Linked DNA regions of Homo sapiens: all the other regions are linked to region 3. The links are chromatin contacts, found by Hi-C in ENCODE. All regions are on one chromosome and are shown on one strand. Each heading gives the region's core, a stretch centred on a gene start or an enhancer-like site at or near the end of the contact. The rest is flanking DNA. Distances are from core to core; before and after follow the strand shown.

What was found. A loop is a pair of places that touch in the nucleus more often than their neighbours do. Pooled maps may share reads with other maps.
Region 1: a map of B cell shows a loop between it and region 3 (10-fold over the local background). The contact joins the promoter of RPS6KA3 here to the promoter of CDKL5 in region 3. A Hi-C loop is called at or near these places in 2 of 168 maps with a recorded cell type or tissue (B cell and naive thymus-derived CD4-positive, alpha-beta T cell), 1 of 37 single-sample maps with no recorded cell type and 7 of 50 pooled maps.
Region 2: a loop to region 3 is called in a map of naive thymus-derived CD4-positive, alpha-beta T cell, with 19 times the contacts of the local background. The contact joins the promoter of REPS2 here to the promoter of CDKL5 in region 3. A Hi-C loop is called at or near these places in 2 of 168 maps with a recorded cell type or tissue (heart right ventricle and naive thymus-derived CD4-positive, alpha-beta T cell) and 6 of 50 pooled maps.

Annotation. Positions count from the first base shown.
Region 1 is chrX:20,264,288-20,268,582 of GRCh38, reverse strand. RPS6KA3 (ribosomal protein S6 kinase A3) reads left to right here and starts at 1,674. Exons shown (of 22, transcript NM_004586.3): 1 at 1,674-2,019. The coding sequence starts at 1,951. RefSeq lists silencers at 898-1,192, 1,614-1,833, 1,954-2,213 and an enhancer at 3,394-3,443.
Region 2 is chrX:16,944,448-16,948,519 of GRCh38, reverse strand. REPS2 (RALBP1 associated Eps domain containing 2) reads right to left here and starts at 1,862. Exons shown (of 18, transcript NM_004726.3): 1 at 1,386-1,862. The coding sequence starts at 1,658.
Region 3 is chrX:18,423,173-18,427,224 of GRCh38, reverse strand. It overlaps CDKL5 (cyclin dependent kinase like 5), which reads right to left and starts at 1,617. Exons shown (of 18, transcript NM_001323289.2): 1 at 1,530-1,617. RefSeq lists a silencer at 1,297-1,366 and an enhancer at 1,702-1,996.

The sequences.
Region 1 (4,295 bases), core at 425-2,924, 1.8 Mb before region 3:
CGCGCTGGCGAAGGCAGCAGAAAGAGCCCAACACCTGCCTCTCGCAGGCCCAGCGAGAAACCTCGCACCGCCCGCGCAGACCTGGCCGGCTGGGTTTGGGGCTCTAATCTCATCCTCACACCTGCTTAGGGAGGCAGGCGAGGGTTCTCCAGGTGTCTGGGTCCCGGGAGGATGAAAGGAAGCTGTTAATAGGCGTGCGCTGGGAGCGCAGCAGCGGACGCGCCGTGGTCGCTGGGCGTGGGAAGACCGGGATGCCTGGGCCACGGCCTGAGGGTTTGAAGGGACAGGCCGGCTCGGAGATCTCCCTTTGCTTTTTCTCTTCCCCTCGCTGGGCGACTAGCCAGGGGCTGCAGTAGCTTTCCACTCAGCCCTGCGACTTTTACACATTTCTGCCCGGGCGCACTTAGCGCGCAGCGGCTCCTGGCGCAGTGAACACAGGGTCGAGTCCTCTTGGGACGCACCCCGGACGCCCAGGCCTTCCCCCCAAAGCTCTCGCCGTCCTGTGGGGCTCCGTCGCCGTCGGGGCATTGGGTTTCCTTAATCCAGGGCTTCCCCATCTTGGGCAGGAGGAGGAGTCAGAACCCCTCCCCTCCCTCTGTCCCCCTCCTCCTCCTCCTCCGCCCACGGCCAGCCTGATTTTTAAATCTAATCTCTTATTTAAAGTCAACAGAGGAGCAGGAACCCCGCGCTCCTGCCTACAAGATATTTTTAAATAATTCTCCAACCTCTACCGAGAGGGACAGCCTTAAGGAACCTCCCTGTTTTCCCCTCTTGAAGATTTAGGTAGCAGACGTGGGGCGGGGGGCAGCGGTTCCAGGGTCGCAGCTGAAGGCCGAGAGCTCTGCGCACTTGGGGAGGAGAATTTGGGCTGGGGGCGGTGCGGGGGAAGCGACTAATACAAGAGGAATTAATCCCAAATAGCCACAATTTAACAAAAGAGCGTCAACTTGAAAAGACTTGAATCAAACCGGGAGCCGAGCCCCCAGGAGGCTCCTAGGCACGAAGCCTCCCTTGCCTCCGTCGGGGGAGATGGGGGGCAGGTGATTTCCCAGCATGTGACCCTGAAGAGGGAGGGTCTTGGGCCATTACGGGATGCGCCCAGAGACTAGGCGCGTCCGCACGCACGCACCCCCGGAGGAGACAAGCCGAAAAGACACTCCGCACCCCTCCCCGGGTCCTTGGCTCGGGACTGCGCCCCCGGTACTTTGCCCACCTCCCTCCCCAGCTGGGCGGGGACCACTGTTCTCCCTCATTCCCAAGGAGCCTCCGACCTCCTTGGACCCTTGGCGGTGAAAGGCTCCCAGCCTTCGCCCCTCCTGCCTTTCCCATTTCTTTCCCCCGCCTCCCGCCGACGCCCCCAGATCTGTTGGGCTCGCCCTTCCTGAAAGTAGGCGAGGCCCAGAAGCTGAGGTTGGGGCGCAGAAGGAGGGGGGTGGGAAGAGGGAGGAGCGGAGCGCAGCGGCCGGGGGCGTGTCTTCCACTAGCCCAGCCCCTGGGTGCGCGCGGCGGTGGTGGCGGCGGCCGAGCCTCGCTTTGAGAGACAGGTATCGCTTAGGCGCCATGTTGTGAGCGGAAGTGGGGGAGCGCGCGGCGGTCGCTGTTCTGCTGGGAGCGGGCGCGGGAACCGGCGGGGGGGGCGGAGCCGTAGTCCCGGCGGCGGAAGGAGGAGAGGAAGAAAGGGGCGAGACCCGGTGCCCAGCGGAGGCGCGAGGCTCTCGCTCAGCGCGCGGGCGTCTCTGGCCAGGCGCGCGGCTTTCGGGCGGTCGGCGTCGGCGTCGAGCCCTCTCTGGGGCCGCCGCCGCTGCTGCTGCTGCTGCCGCTGCCGCTGCCGCTGCCGCCGCCGCCGCCGCCGCCGCCGCTGCCGTGGGGCTCGGGCGGCGACGGAGCGGGGCCGGCCGTGGGGCGGGCGGGGAGGGAGGAGGCGGTGAAGGCGGCGGGCCGGGGGGGAAGATGCCGCTGGCGCAGCTGGCGGACCCGTGGCAGAAGATGGCTGTGGAGAGCCCGTCCGACAGCGCTGAGGTGAGTGCAGCAGGGCGGCCGGGGCCGGCGCATCTCCTCCTCGCGCCCCCGCCGGCTCGCTTCGCTCCCCGGAGCTGGCCACTCGGCCCGTTCTGATCCCGCTCGCGTCTTTCCCCCGGGCTCAGGGTTTTGGTTTGGGTTGTTGGGGTGGGTCTATTGGCCGGTCTGTCTGTTCCTTCCATCCTCACCCTCACCTCCTTCCCTCGCTCGGGGGGCTGCCAGTGTGGTGGCGCGTGGGGTTTGGAGTGGGCGCTGGGGCTTTGCAAGAAGCCAATTTTAATCAACTTTGCGTGGGGGAAGCGGGAGGCGGAGCGGGGGCCGGCGGGGAGTTGGGAAGTTTGGCCCAGCCGGGTCGGGGGCTTTCCCGGACCTTGGCGACTTTGGGAGATGAGGGAGGGGTAGGGATCGGGTTCACCGGGGAGCAGGGACTCTCGAGTCCAGCCGAGGGAGGGGCTGCTGCGGGGAGACCGGCGCGCGGGGCACGGGCGGCGGCGACCTGTGGGGGTTTCGGGTAGGGGGTGCAGGGTTTTGCCTCCCCCTCGTCTGCCGCAGCGGTTTCTGCTGCTGCAAAGAAGAAAGCGGAAGCCTAAGGTCCCCTACCCCCTCCGTTTCTGAGGTCGCAGAGCTAGACCCCCGTCCCTGTGAGTTTAACTTGAGTTTCCTGTCCATGGAGGTGAGAGGGTGATATTCAAGGAGATCAGCGGCCGCCGTAAAAGGCTTTCTGGTTTTCCTCGCCCGGGATCTGGTGACCGTCCCTGAGTCACCCATCCTAGTGCCCAAAACCCAAACAATATACCCAAACAGGGCAAAACAGAATTTCCCCGGGCGCATCACTACACCGAGCTTTCCTGAACCGCCCCTATCCCAGAACAACTCGGGGTCTGCGAAAATAATCCAGACAAGACCCGTTCCAAGGTATCACCGCTCCTCTCCGGAGTGGAAAATCAATTCCTGATGGTGGCGCGTCTGTGATTCTTCCTTCTTGACTTTTTGCTGCCTTCTCTCCCCGCAGCGGACTTTAGGGGATTACAGGATGATAGGCTGCGTGTGTGTAATAGTTACTGAGTGAGTGACCCCATTTCTGGAAAGCATGACTGAAACGCGGGGGTGGAACGGGGCAGGCTCTGATGAGTGGTGTGCTTGGCGGCAGCCGCTGCCCTGCCGGCCTCCGCAGTGTGAGAAGTAGATAGGGTTACTGGTTACGTCAGTAAAACCGAGGCTCAGTTTAATCTTGAGATGCGGGACACTTGCATTCTCCGGTATAATGGAGAGGGCGGGGGATCAGTTCAAATCGCTTTTCACTTTTTCCCCCAGTCACCTCCGCTGCTGTATAACAATTTTGCTTGTTCTCCTTAACGCACGCAGAGTTGTAATAGTGCTTATGATTGGTGCTTAGTATTTTGCGACTTGGATCATACTTGTAAAACCTGAACTAAATGCTGCTCTTCAATGGAAAAGACATTGATATATGTTGAAAGAAAAGGAAAGAAAGAAAGGAAATCATGTTTTTAAGACTGGCAGAATCACAAGAACTTTATTTAAAATTGTTAACCAGACTAATACTATAAATATTTTATTAAAAAGCCAAATTTATGATGTTTAATAATCCTTTAGATGGGTAGTGTGAAAAACAGTATGCAAGAGCTCGTCATATTTTTCCCCAGAAAATTTTTTGCATTAAATAATATAGCTAAAAGGTTAATAAAATGTTCGCAAAGTACTGAACTTGTGGAAAGAAATTAAATTTGCTTTGAGCCTGACTTTTACATACAAACATTAACAATTGCAACTCAAGATCAGTCCACATTTCTGCTTGGCATGTATCAGTGTGATAGGAAAACAATATCGTTTAGAATTCCACCTTATCCTTTTTCTATCTGGAATGCATTTGGATAAGGAAGGACAAAACATATTTATTTAGCACCAACTGTATGCCAGGTACTGTGCTACATTACTATTTCATTTTATCCTTCCTGTGACCCAGCAGGGTAGGATTATGGTCCCCATTGTTATAGATTAGGAAACCAAATCTCAGAATTTAAAAGGTACAAAGATGATAAATAGTAAATGGCAGAGCCATAATTCAAAGCCAGGTGGATACAATTCATGTGCTTCGTTTTATATCAGGGTAGCTGTTCCAAATCTTTTGTGGAAAAATTCGGGGTATAAATAAGCCAGTAGTTAGAGGTCATCTATTTTCCAGAAACAAATAGAGTATTATAAGAGGTCTCATTTGGTAAAGCCTTGTTATTTCAGTTACTATCATGTTTTCCAGA
Region 2 (4,072 bases), core at 613-3,112, 1.5 Mb after region 3:
CACTGAATAAATGTATTATGCTCGGGACTATTCTGAGGGCCTCATGTAATAGCCACGGTTTGTGTTTTAAGACACTGACTTTCTCTTTACCTGATCCAGCTCAACTACTCATCAGCAATGGCAGAACTGTCTACATATCAAGGACTTCTTTAGGGATAAACAGCCATGCTAAGTTCTGTGAATACTAGTTACAGTTTCAGAAATCCCAAATTCAAAAGGGTGAAAGATTACAAAGTGTCTAAAGTTATGCTCACAAACATATAGCAGTAAAAACACTCCAGCAGTATAAAACGCAGTCTTAAGCAATTTTTTTAAAAATACGTATGAACACAATGACATTGCAAGTGAACCATAAAACCCTCAGTTCTCCTTTGAAACTAGATTTTAAAATACCACTCGCCACTCTAAATATTCCATTGGTGTTAATAACATTCATACTATTGCTTTTAGGAAAAGCTTCATTTCACGTTTTGAACCTGATATTAACAGTCTTATCACCATGAAGTGCTGGTGACATGAAATGACAGACAAAGGCTTATCAAGTAGTCTTTCTCCAAGCTCCAAGGAAAGCACAAAACAAAAACAGCGTCTGGTATGTATCATCCCCTAGTACTTTTCCAAGTATAGAACAGCCAAAAGGTGGTAGCTATGACATCCCTTACCTTTCAATTCTATTTCAAGTCCAAGTAATGATAGATGGGAAACTACAGCTGTTTCCCATGGTGGACTTCTGAAGTCCACCTCTAATCTCAAATGGGAAATTTGGTTTTGACTTGACAAACGTCCTCTTGCAGTCCCGTGTCCCTGTTCTGCAACTTGTCATTAAGGTTTTCGATTTAATATTAATATTTAGAAATATGTTATGGGCAATTACATATAGTAGATACTTATATATTACAACTACATAGAGAGGACAACATTCAGCCCTGGGCCTCGAACCCTACGGACACACACACCCTTCAAGTTGAAATCCCAGCAAGGCACCCTGAGAACCCACTCAGGAGAGGGAGGGGCAGGAGCAGCGAGCAGAGGTTAAACCAGGCAGCAGCCAAAACAAACACCACTTCCAGAACAGGACAAACTTTGGGTCTGGGCGGCTGCAGAACCCCAGAAATGGCCGGGGGAGGGGAGAGAGTGTCAGACTGTCTCAGGGAAGGAAGATGGGGAGAGCGCACCCAGCACTGGGCGAGGAGCTGAGCTGCGAAGGAGGCTGGTGTCCCCCGGGGACAAGGGCGTCGCCGCCATCCCCGGCTGCAGAGTCCTCTCTCTCAGAACTGGCCGAGGCCTCCGGGTCCCTGGGGGCAGCCCTGTCGCCCCACTCGCAACCTCCGCCCCCGCACACACTGCCCCACAGACCCGCAGGGACAGGAGGCGGAGGGACCCACCTGGTGCAGCGTCTCGGCGGGCAGCTGCGATGCCCGAAACAGGTCAGCCACGGGGCCGGCGGCCGCAGTGGCCGTGCCGGGGGCGACTCTGGCGGCCTCGGGGGGCCCAGACCCGGGGCCCCCGCCCGCGGCGCCGGCACAGCGCGCGAAGAGCTCGGAGTAGCACTGCTGCTCGCCCTCGCTCAGCAGCAGCGGCGGCGGCCCGGAGCCACAGCCCCCGCCCGCCGCTGCCGCTGCCGCTGCCGCCGCCGCCGCCGCCGCTGCCGCCTCCATGGGGCCAGCAAGGGGGCGCGGCGGAGCCCTGTCCCTAGCTGGGGTGCTGCTGCGTCCGCCACAGCCACCGCCTCCTCGGCCTCAGCTGCCGCCGCCGCCGCCGCCGCCACCACCGCCGCCGCCACCACCACCCCCACGCCCCGCAGCTGCCGCGCGGCCGCTTCCTCCCGGCGCGCGCCGGCCCCACCCCCGGGCTTGAATGTTGTGCCTCAGCTGCGCGGCACATGGAGACAGGCGCGGCGCGGCCCAATCACAGCCTGAGATGTCACCCCGGCCCCGCCCCCGCCTCCCGCTTGCCCCGCCCAGCGCCAGGTAACTAACCCAGCGCGCCGCACGCCCTCCGCCCGTCACAGGCTCCGGTGCCCAGGAAGGCGGGCCCCGTGCCTTTCCAAGCCTACCCTGCAAGGGAGCGGAGCCTTTGGCCATCCGCCCTGGTTGGGAAGGGGGCATCTAGACCCAACTGGAGAGAAGCTCTTTTCGGGGAGCGGGGAAGGTTGTGTTGTTTTCTTGCTAGAAGGCTGGGGCAGGTGTGGTGCCCACACCACGCCATGCCCTTTCCAGAAAGGGACAAGGCATGGGAAATTAGGTTTCCTTTCTTCCATAGCAGTACTGCTTATGTCCTAAAGAGCCGGAAGACGCAGACGTCTGTACAAACAGGGTCCCACTGACCCCAGAGTGTTCAGGGTGGTATTGGAGTTAGGCCCCCTCGTCAGACATGGCTCAAACCAGGAGTTGAGACTTTATAAGGAATAACATCGGTTACTCGTAAATACTAGAGTAGTAAGAGTACAAAAAGACCCATTTTGCAGATCATTTCGTCCAAACCCTGCTTTTACAGATGAGGAAACTGCCATGTTCACCTTCATTCCTCCAAAACCAGTTGAATATCTCGTATGTAGCAGATTTATATGCTAGGGCCTGAAAATACAAACCTCAGTAACAGAGGATCCTCACTCTCCAAAGGAAGCACTTATTTTAGTAGTAAAACAGGCATTTTTTTTAGTACAAAACTTGTTCAAGCTCACACCAAAAATCAATGCGAAACCCCACATTTTTCCACCCCGGTCCATGTCCTCCTCTCTCTCTCCATTCCTCCCTATCCTAAAGCATACACACTATATTTTTCAAATGTGCTTGCTTCCCCCTGGCTAGTACTCTAACCACTTTTTTTTTTTTTTTTTTTTTTTGAGAAGGAGTTTCGCTCTTGTTGCCCAGGCTGTAGTTCAATGGCACAGTCTTGGCTCACTGCAACCTCCACCTCCCGGGTTCGAGCGATTATCCTGCCTCAGCCTCCCGAGTAGCTGGAATTACAGGCGCCTGCCACCACTCCTGGCTAATTTTTGTATTTTTAGTAGAGACGGGGTTTCACCATGTTTGTCAGGCTGGTCTCGAACTCCTGACCTCAGGTGATCCACCCCACCCCCACCCCCCCACCTCGGCCTCCCAAAGTGCTGGGATTACAGGCTTGAGCCACCACGCCTGGCCCTCTAGCCGCTTTTAAAAGAAAGTCCAGGCCGGGCGCGGTGGGTCATGCCTGTAATCCCAGCACTTTGGGAGGCCAAGGCAGGCAGATCACTTGAGTCCTGGAGTTCGAGACCAGCCTGGCCAACGTGGTGAAATCCCATCTCTACTAAAAATACAAAAACTAGCTGGGCCATGGTGGTGAGTGCCTGCAGTCCCAGCTACTTGGGAGGCTGAGGCAGGAGAATCACTTGAACCCAAGAGACAGAGGTTGCAGTGAGCCAAGATCACACCACTGCACTCCAGCCTGGGCAACAGAGCAAGACTCTGTCTCAAAGAGAGAGAGAGAAAGAGAGACCAGAAAAGAAGCCACTGGAAAAAAAGTCTGTCCCACCATTGCACTGGAAGTTCCAGCATCAGGCCCACATATCTGCATCTCTTTTCCAAAAATTCTCTTTTTAAATGTCATTTTTCCTGGGAAGACCTGCAGAAATATATGCATGAAGCCTCACTGGGAAACAATAACCCAAAAGAAAACATCAGTCTAGGGTTAAGCACTAATAAAAAATATATTTTACTACAAAGAAAACTACAAAACATTGATTTAAAAAATTGAAGAGGACACAAAAACATGGAAAGGCATCCCATGCTCATGGATTGGAAGAATTAATATTATTAAAATGACCATACTACCCAAAGAAATCTACAGATTCACTGTGATCCCTATCAAAATACCAATGACATTGTTCACAAAAATAGAAAAAACAATCCTAAAAATTGTATAAAACCACAAAAGACCCTGAATAGCCAAAGCAATCCTGAGCAAAAAGAACAAAGCTGGAGGCATCACACTACCTGACTTCAAAATATACTACAAAGCTATAGTAACCAAAACAGCATGGTACTGACATGAAAAGAGACACATAAACCAATAGAACAGACTGGAGAACCCA
Region 3 (4,052 bases), core at 368-2,867:
GCTTCCTTATTCCTGGTTTCAGTGTCAACGCCAAAAATTCTCAATCCTAAAATAGTACTTTTAATAAAAAGAAATTAGAAGTCTTGCTAGGTACTCAACCTATCATATTCTCGAAAAGCAGCACGCCTTTTTTAAAAATCTATTATTAATGGACCCTAATTGGATTGTTAATCATAAGATCATACTATCACCTTCAACACTAACATACAGGAACAAGTAAATATAGCCTCTTCACATTTTGTGAACAAAACATTTTAAAACACTTGAAGGAAATAAAAACAAATTTACATCTAAGTGTCACTCACATGTAATTCCGAATAGCCTCGGTGAAGATGTCTTTTTTGTAACCCTACAGCAAGAAAGAAACAAGCTGGAAATGTTCCAGCAGATGTTACCTAAAACGATAATCCTGTTCTATACACATCTCTGTCTCCTGTTTCTGACAAACGCTCTCAGACAAATTAATTTGTGTAATCTTTTACATTAACTATATAACCATTACGTTCAAACAAACCTAATTCAGATGCACAGAAAGAAATCATTCGGTGTCAACAATACTTTCTAAAATCAGCTTAAATTCCAGCCAATTAAAATAGATTGTGCTAACAGAATACTGATCTGCAACTACTTAAATATCACAGCACCCGTCTAATCTCACTGTAGAGATACTAAGGTCAGGCTTTTCTTATTCAGGCATCTGTTCTTTAACACTCAAATGAAGCGAAAAACAAAACCCTCAAGGAAGATCTGCCTTTACACTGAAATATGTTCAGGTTATTTTTTTCCCCAACGTGGGCACAAAACGTGTCAATGCAAGGAGGACCTGTTCGTTCTGGGAGACGGTTCCAAATCCCAGAATCCGATTTCTATGAGGGTCCAAAAGGTATGAAGGTCTGAGAAGGGGCCATTCTTCTTCCCCGCACTATGCCAGTCGTGAACTTCACAGCATCGCCTGAAACTTGTCCGGGGGAGGTTGCGGAGCCGCGGGGCCGGCGCCCGGTCGCTAGCCCACCCTCGCGGGCAGCCAAGGTCAGAAGGGCCCGGGCCGCGACTGACGGCCCCTGGCGAGTCTCGGGCTCCCTCCGAACTCGGGCAGGGGGCTGGGGCGCGCAGGCCCCTCCTCGGCGCCGGCGGGAAGGGGCTTACCTCGCCGCAAGCCCCGGGGAGCTCGTGCCGCGGGAGCGGCGGGGCGGGGACGCCGCAGACCCGCCGCTGAGGGGAACCCCGCGGGGCGGGCTCGACCCGCCGCCCCTCTTTCACACCCTTTCGCCTCCCCACACCCCAAAAGACAGCCCCAGCCCCTCGGGGGAAGCCCTTCCAGAGGCGCAGGGGAGCGCTGAGGAGGGGCTACTCCGGGCTGGGACGTCCTCACCGCGTCGCCCCGTTCCGGGGGAACCGGCGCCCCCGCCCCTTCTCTTGTCCGCCCGGGGGGACTGGGTGGGTCTCCACTCTCAGGAGAAGCTGGGTGGACGCGGGGCCGATGTAAGGGTAAGAAGGCTTGGCGGGCGGGTGGCGGCGCGACTACTCACCCCGCCGAGTCCCCCACTTCTAGCAGGGGACCCCACAGCTCCTGAGGACGCCGTCGCCGCTTTACCTTCCCCAGCGGCAGAGACAACTAATCGAAACCTCCGGCCCCGCCCTCTAGCAGAAGCGAACGCGCAGCCTATTTTGCTAACTGCCCCGCCCCAGCCGGCCCGTTCGGACCAATGGGAAAGCACCTCAGGTTTTGCCCGATCCCGCCTTTACCCCGCCCCCTTCTGGTAGGAGCCAATGAGGAGGAAGCGCTTGTCCTGGGGTTCGGGCTCGCGCCGCTCGTGCTCGAGTCTCCGAAGCCGAAGAACGCTGGTTCCTTATACAAGCTCGCCTGCGCGCTCACGCGCGCGCCGCGCCTCCTGGCACGCCAGGTTTGGTTGCCCCGCCAAGCCCTAGCAACCTGGGCTGGAGAGGCTGAGAGGGGCGGGGCCCGAGCCTGGAGTCGACGCCGGGGGGTAGAGCGGGGAAGCAGGGAGAGGGTCGACGGTGGTGGGGTGGGGAGATCGTGACTGAGAAAGGGGTGGCTGCGGGGGTAGGAGGTGGCGAGGAGGCCCCGGAATCCGCCTGTCACTGCGGAAAAAAGAGGGAATCCTGCCTGCAGCGCAGCTACCCTGCCCTCCCTCCGGAGGGACCCGTGCCGGGGGCTGGGGTGGGGGAAGTCGGAGAAGAGGGGGAGAACATACTCGGGGCGGGAGCTGAGAAATACAGGATGGAGGATGGTTTATCTCTGTTGTTGGTAAAAATGATATCGAAGTCCATTGCTGCTGCTGCCCAACTGTTGCCGCTGCGTGTGCACACACACACGCACATATGCACACACACAACACACACTCACACGTACACTCATCCAGCAGCTTGCGGTCCCTTGGGTGAGTTAGGCGCAAAGACCTAGCAGCCTGAGGATTCCTTACACAGCAGCTGGGCGCGTGCAAAGAGCTGTTGCAGCAGTAGCAGCAGCAGCAGCAGCAACGACCCACACCTCCGCTTCGGTCCGATGCTCTGCCACACAAGATCCCCCAGCTGGCTTGAAAGCAATGAAGTCATCGCCCAACCAGTACAAATGTAAAGATCTTAATACCCACCATGGATCGGGTTTCCAAGGAGGATGAAGAGGTGATGAAATTGAAGGAGATAACATTTCCAATGCTACTTTTAGAAAATAAAGAAAAAAAATTTTTTTAAAAAGACATTGGGGACAAATCTATGGAAAGCTGCATAATTATTTTCGCTTTAACAAGCAAAGGAGAAAAATAGGGTCTCTTCTGGTTAGGAAAAGCACGGAAAATAGGCAGTGTATGAGGTCATAGCTGCCACCAAATTAGAAAGATGCAGTACTGTAATAGGAAATAGATATTTGGGATAAAATCCACTTAATCTATTCCTGTAGTGAATCTGGTAACAATATGTAGCAGCATGCTCAGTTTGGCCACTTGATACCAAGCCAATAGGATTTTCTTTTTCATAACGGTGAATATTTGATGAGGAAATGAAAGTGGAAGCATATTAGAAAATTTTACAGGTAGGAGCAATGAATTAGCAAAGAGGGAAAATGGAGTCAGAGGCAACAACAGAGGGCTTCGCAGAGTCTCCTGCCTCCTCCAGATGCAAAGTAACAGTGCTGTGACCTCTAGCTTCACCCACGTGGATCCAGAACTCCTGGGGCAATCACTCCATTTTCATCCCTGTATATCAGAGCCTTTGTACTAGGAATTTCAGCAGCATTACCTTTGACTCAAATGAATAATTTTTTAAAATTTTATTTAGACCTGGTGAACCGGAAGTAACAAATTAATTATCCGTATAGATTGAGAAGATGGAGAAAAAACAATAACTGAACATCTGTTAATATAGGTCCAATTTAGTATTAAGTAGTAATATTAGATGCCTTATAATGTGCCATCCCATATACACAAATATGACCTTCTGCTTAGGGACATTTGCTTTGATCTGGTTTTAAGTAGTGGTAAAGGATTTCTTGCAGTCACTTGCAGTTTAGTTAATTCGTCTTTTGGTCAAAAACTAACCTTTCTAGAAAGTTAGTAAAAGTTTAAAAAGTACCATGCGCCGGGAGCAGTGGCTCACGCCTGTAATCCCAGCACTTTGGGAGGCCAAGGCAGGTGGATCACCTGAGGTCAGAAGTTCGAGACCAGCCTGGCCAACATGGTGAAACCCCATCTCTACTAAAAATAGAAAAAAATTAGCCGGGAGTGGTGGCGTGCACCTGTAATCCCACCTACTCAGGAGGCTGAGGCAGGAGAATTGCTTGAACCCAGGAGGTCAAGGTTGCAGTGAACCGAGATGGTACCACTGCACTCCAGCCTGGGCTAGAGTAAGACTCTGTCTCCAAAAAAAAAAGTACCATGCTGCCATTTAACTGAGCACTTATGTAGAAAGAACACTAATACTAGCCAGTGAATGGATACCTGCTCTGTGCCAAGAACTTCACATAGATTTAGGGTTGCCAGATAAAATACAAGATGCCCCGTTAAATTTGAATTTCAGATAAACAACGAATAATT